Linked DNA regions of Homo sapiens: region 1 is linked to region 2. The links are chromatin loops, found by intact Hi-C in ENCODE. Cell type or tissue: dorsolateral prefrontal cortex. All regions are shown on one strand. Links, peaks and the distances in the headings refer to the core of each region. The heading gives the core; the rest is flanking DNA.

Evidence for each region. Hi-C counts contacts between places; a loop is a spot of excess contacts. Peaks named below come from ENCODE experiments on the same cell type or tissue, not always from the same donor. Only the 100,000 strongest peaks of a DNase experiment are listed, where the experiment ranks them.
Region 1: it touches region 2 in a loop (4-fold over the local background); 16 of 110 quality-filtered maps call a loop at or near these places.

Annotation. Positions count from the first base shown.
Region 1 is chr19:4,731,033-4,733,931 of GRCh38, reverse strand. No RefSeq gene overlaps it. Among named protein-coding and RNA genes, the nearest start is that of TRV-CAC3-1, 7.8 kb to the right of the region's middle. In dorsolateral prefrontal cortex, for the core only: CTCF peaks have their summits at 936 and 1,138 (motif pointing left); a DNase peak (open chromatin) is centred at 1,088; H3K4me3 peaks cover 852 bases.
Region 2 is chr19:5,029,992-5,032,890 of GRCh38, reverse strand. KDM4B (lysine demethylase 4B) reads right to left here. Exons shown (of 23, transcript NM_015015.3): 3 at 1-25. Among named protein-coding and RNA genes, the nearest start is that of KDM4B, 62 kb to the right of the region's middle. RefSeq lists enhancers at 1,177-1,236, 1,267-1,316. In dorsolateral prefrontal cortex, for the core only: CTCF peaks have their summits at 888 and 1,088 (motif pointing right); a DNase peak (open chromatin) is centred at 1,130; H3K27ac peaks cover 1,270 bases.

The DNA.
Region 1 (2,899 bases), core at 154-2,653, 300 kb after region 2:
TTTCTTTCTCTTTCTCTCTTTCCCTTTCTCTCTCTTTCTTTCTTTCTCTTTCTCTCTCTCTTTCTTTTCCTTTCTCTCTCTTTCTCTCTCCCTCTCTCTTTCTTTCCTTCTGTGGGATCTAACTCTGTTGCCCAGGCTGGGATGCAGTGATTCAATTATAGCTCATTTTCAGCCTCAAACTTCCAGGCTCAATCAATCCTCCCACCTCAGCCTCCTGTGTAGTGGGGACTATAGACACTCACCACCATGCCCAGCTAAGGTTTTTTTTGTTTTGTCTTGTTTTGTTTTGTTTTGTTTTTGCTAAGACGGGGGTCTCACTATGTTATCCAGACTGGTCTTGAACTCCTGGGCTCAAGTGATCCTCCCATCTCAGCCTCCCAAAGTACTGAGAATACAGGTGTAAGCCACTGTACCTAGGCAAAAAGTGACATTTTCTTAGAACAATTTTCAATACAGATTTCCGCTATTCCATGCAAAGTTATTCTTGAACACAAACATTTGTATGAAATGTTTCCTGGCTGGAAACATTGAATCCCTATGTACTTTCCTTCTTTTTTGAGATGGAGTCTCGCTCTCGTCGCCCAGGCTGGAGTGCAGTGGCACGATCTCGGCTCACTGTAACCTCGGCCTCCCAGGTTCAAGTGATTCTCCTGCCTCAGCCTCCCAAGTAGCTGGGATTACAGGCGTGAACAATCACACCCAGCTGATTTTGTAATTTAATAGATACGGGGTTTCGCCATGTTAGCCAGGCTGGTCTTGAACTCCTGACTTCAAGCGATCCACCCGCCTCAGCCTCCCAAAGTGCTAGGATTACAGGCATGAGCCACCGCACCCAGGCCCTAGGTACCTTCCTTCTTTTATTGCTCTTTCCTCTTCTCTGCAGCCCTTGCTGAAGTTTCCTGGTGTGATCGGACACCAGGTAGGACAGGCCACCAACCATGCCTGCTGCGAAGGCCTGCCTGGGGACAGGAATTTGTCTGCAAATACAAGGGTGTCTACTGAGGGAGGGAAGTGTCTGAATTTGAGATGCTGAGGTCTGGGGCCCGGAGTGGAGATGGAGAGGATGGGACGGGGGTGGTTACGGGGGTAGGGGTGGAGAGATGCCGAGTGAGGCCAGCTGTGCTTCTGCTGACACCTAGTGGAAAGAGGGAACTATTGTTCCTTTTAAACAAGCCGCCTCTGTGAAGTAGCCACCTCTGAAACATCTACCTGACTTCAGGCAGGCAAATAGGCACTGAATGGTGTAACTTGCCAGGAGTCGCACAGCATGTTGGCTGCCCTGAGAGAGCTTCAAGGACCCAAGAAACCATTTTATTTTATTTTTATTTATTTTTATTTTTTGAGACGGAGTCTCGCTCTGTCGCCCAGGCTGGAGTGCAGTGGCGGGATCTCGGCTCACTGCAAGCTCTGCCTCCTGGGTTCGCGCCATTCTCCTGCCTCAGCCTCCCGAGTAGCTGGGACTACAGGCGCGGCCACCACAGCCGGCTAATTTTTTGTATTTTTAGTAGAGACGGGGTTTCACCGTGTTAGTCAGGATAGTCTCGATCTCCTGACCTCGTGATCCGCCTGCCTCGGCCACCCAAAGTGCTGGGATTACAGGCCTGAGCCACCGCGCCCGGCTGATTTATTTTATTTTGAGGCAGAGTCTCACGCTGTGGCCCAGGCTGGCGTGCAATGGCGCGATCTCGGCTCACTGCAACCTCCGCCTCCCTGGTTCAAGCGATTCTCCTGCCTCAGCTTCCCAAGTAGCTGGGATTACCGGCGCGCGCCACCACGACTGACTAATTGGCGTATTTTTGGTAGAGGAGGGGGTTTTACCACGTTGGCCAGGTGGGTTTCAAATTCCTCACCTCAAGTGATCCGCCCACCTTGGCTTCCCAAAGTGCTGGGATTACAGGCATGAGCCACCGCGCCCGGCCCCAAGAAAAAGTTTTAAAGGAGTGTTTGGTTTGTTTGTTTGGTTGGTTGGGTTTTGGCAGATTAATGAGTTCTCAGGCCTTGATGGGGCTTCTGGGGGAGGTAACATGTTCTCCCAGGTTCGCCCCCTCCACCAGGAAGTCCACCTGTATTACTTCACTACCATCTCCAAACCCCAGGCCTTTTCTCTCCTTTGGCCGGCTGTGCATTTGTTCATAATTTCAACAAATGTTTACTGAGACTTAGTGACACAATAGGAAACAAAATGGACTAAAATAAATAACAAAAAATACTGCTAGTGAAGCTCATAGCCTGGCTAGGGAAATGGAGGCAAAATTAGCAAACAGATCTACAAATGTGATTATTTCAGAGACTAAAAAGCCATTGGGAGGACATCTTTATTTTTATTTTTTTGAGAGAGAGTCTTGCTCTGTCACCCAGGCCGGAGTGCAGTGGCATGATCTCAGCTCACTGAAACCTCCCCCTCCCAGGTTCAAGAGATTCTCCTGCCTCAGCCTCCCAAGTAGCTGGGATTACAGGCATGCACCACCATGCCTGGCCAATTTTTGTATTTTTTTTTTTTTTTGTAGAGGCAGGGTTTCAGTGTGTTGGTTAGGCTGGTCTTGAACTCCAGGCCTCAAGCTATCTGCCACCCTCAGCCTCCCAAAGTACTGGGACTGCAGGCGTGAGCCACTGCGCCGCCCTGGAAGGACATGTATAAATGATAGGTACCAAGTTTGTGAGTTCCAAGGCCAGGTAGGACTGGCTACCACTTAGCCAGGCTCAGGCAGGAAAGGCCCTCTGAGGAGGTAACCTTGGAACCAAGGTTTGAAGGAAGAGAGGGAGTGAGCCTTGGAAATACCTGGGTCCACCAGAGGGCACAGCCTGTGCAAAGGCCCTGCGGCAGGACTTCACCTGGTGTGTTGGAGGAACAGTGAGGAGGAGCAGAGTGAGCAATGGGGAGAAAGGGAAGAGGAGAGGG
Region 2 (2,899 bases), core at 90-2,589:
GGCTGCAGCTGTGCGGGAAGCACACCTGTGGAGGAAGACGAGAGAGGGTGAACCAGCGGTGCCGCCATGCCCAGCCCTTGGAGCCCGTCCTCCCTCAGAACGGAGCGTGCTAAAAATACCGTGGCCACCAGGAGGACAAAGGCGGCTGGGCCCTCGCGGCTGAGTGAGGGCAGAAGAGAAAACCACGAGCGGCCTCGTCACTCTGCTGAGCATAAAAGGCACGAGGGCTGCAGCTAACGAGAAGCAGAGGCGTCCTAGTTTCTAAGGCCGAGGCGACACCGGGAGCCAGTGCGCTAATTTTAAGCGGGGCCTCGGAGAGAAAGGTTTACGTATCAGGGACGCCACAGGTGTGTCAGCGTCCGCTGCACATCAGTCTCTCTGCTCTGAGCCTGATCCGCACGAGAGACCGCGGCATCTGCGGGTTTTCGAAGGTGAGGGCGGCCATGGGTGAGGGTCACACGCTCAAGGGCAGGGGGACCCACCCCTCGGAGCAGGCCTGTGGGTCACGGGGGGCTGGCTGGCTGCTGCCAGCAGAACTCAGGCCCTAGCAGGAACCTTGACCCAGGAGAGCAGCAGGCCCGCCCAAGACGGCTCATTTCCTGCCATCATAGCTGCCCAGAGTCACGCGGGTCATAAACCAGCCCACCAGCCCTGTACAGAATGGGGGATTGCACCAGGCCAAGTGATTCACTGACGGCACCCGCCTGGAAACATCGGAGTCAGACTGTCCTCTCCACGGAGGCTGCGGGCGGGAGCGGCTCCCTCCTGTCCCAGGTGTTGCAGGGTGGGAACTGGTAGCCCACCCCGACCAGGAAGGGACTTTGATCACAGACTCTGGGGAAGGGTCCTCCTTGGCAGGTTCAATCTCCAAAGGCAGAAAGACGACAGAATCCCTCTAGGATTCGGAAACAAGGACCCAAGTCCACACAAACCCAAAAACTTAGAAAAAACTTAACAAAATCCACCTCCCCACGCTGTGACCCCCAAAGTGATCTAGAGTGTGAAGGAAACAAGGCAGGGAGCCGCCCAGACAGTCCCGGGAGTGGGGTTCCCAGCCACCAAGGTGCAGCCACCCGCTCCTGAAGGCACTCCCCACTGCGGGCACTAGAGGGCAGCATGCACCCAGGAATCTGAGCAGGACGGCAGGGAGGCCCCAGCTAGGCTTGCACTGGTGTCCAGAACCCTCCATCCTGACAAAAGCAAAGCCGAGGTCGCCCCCTGGCCTCCACCTACTGCCTTGGGTCCACCCCATACCCTGCCTGCAGCACACAGGGCTGATACCCAGCGCTGAGCCCCAGCCCTGACGTCACACCCCGCGCTGGGCTGCTGCTGAGAGACCCCCACTGGGTTTGACAAAACCGCACAGCTCCAAGCCCACGTGGGCTGAGGCCCTGCCCGCCACCCTTGCTCTGTGCAGAGTCCTCGCAGCTTCTCCCATGGGGCAGCCGCAAAGCCAGTGTCTGCACAGGAGGCCCCAAGTGCACCGTGCACGGCACGTGACCACGTGCAGCCTAGAAATGTAGACTAGACGGTCACAGTGTGTGTCAAGGCAAGGCACCTGTCACAGTCACCAGAGCTGCCTGTGCCCAGAGACCAGCCTCTGACTGCGCGGGGCCTCCCAGGCCACCACACTGTCCCAGCGGGCCCCTCGCCCACAGCCAGGTCCCAGTACCCAATCCTCACCTGCGACCCCGCCAACCCCACAGGCCCCAGGATCCCCCCAACGCTGCACCTGCCCTCCCGCTCTCACCCAGATGTGGCCATGTAGTGTTCACCCAGGGCCTGCGCACTGTCCCCAGGGAGCCACCGGCTCAGAGGGAGCAGAGGCCGCAGCTGGACCACTGTGGGACCCTCAGTGCCGGCCTGAGCTGGGCCAGTAGCCACGATGGGAGCTGCCAAGGCACCTGTCAGGGCAGCCCTCTGGGAGGACTGGGTGGCAGAACGCGGTCACCTCAGGCCTCCTACTGGTCCCCAGCCCTCAGAGGCCGGGCCAAAGGCCTGAGGCCATCCCTGGATCTGCCACAAACAGTGCCCAGATGCGGTGGTGGCCACAGTGGTCCCCACATCAGCACTTCCCGGGTCCCTGGCCCTGCTCTGTGCATCACAGATGATGACATGGTCGACTGAGCTTATTGAGGAGGCACAGAGGCCCACGAGGGGCAGTTGTGGGCCTAGGCCACACGGCACACAGCTGGGCTGCATGCTATGCCAGGGCACTGCCATGACCGCATGAGTCTCCCCCTGCGCTTTGGCAGCTGGTGGAGGCGCTGGGACCCTCGTGCACCCAGCAGCCCCTGTCCCTGGCTGCCTCTCTGCAGGCCGGTGCACACATGGCCTCTTCCTGCCTCCCTGTAACCCACTGCAAGGGCCATCAGCTCCCAGGAAGCCCTCAAGTAAGAGTCATGTGAGGGGCTGGCCCACCCCCCTCTGCAGGCTCTGACCTCCAGGTCATCAAAGCCCACCTGCCCCACAGGACTGGCCACAGGGTGACCTATGCAGTATGGGGCCTGCCACACTCTCATGTCCCCCAGACCAGCTGGGCCCAGGAAGGACAGGGCCTGGGGCAGGGCTGGACGGCCCAAGGGATGCCTCAAACTTGTGCTCTGTACGACAGGAAAGCGCTAGGCACGGTGGCACACACCTGTGGTCCCAGCTACATGGGAGGTAGAGGCAGGAGGATCACTCTAGCCTGGGAGGTCGAGGCTTCAGTGAGCTGTGATTGCGCCACTGCACTCCAGCCTGGGTGACAGTGATCCTGTCTCAAAAAATAGATAAATAAATAAATAATAAAAAGGGGGGCTCCCCACACCTCGTGGGGTTGCGGGGGCTCGTCTGGAAAGCACGTGGCCACAGCTGCCAGCAGCACACCCTGCAGTGTCAGGTGACAAAAGCCCATGGC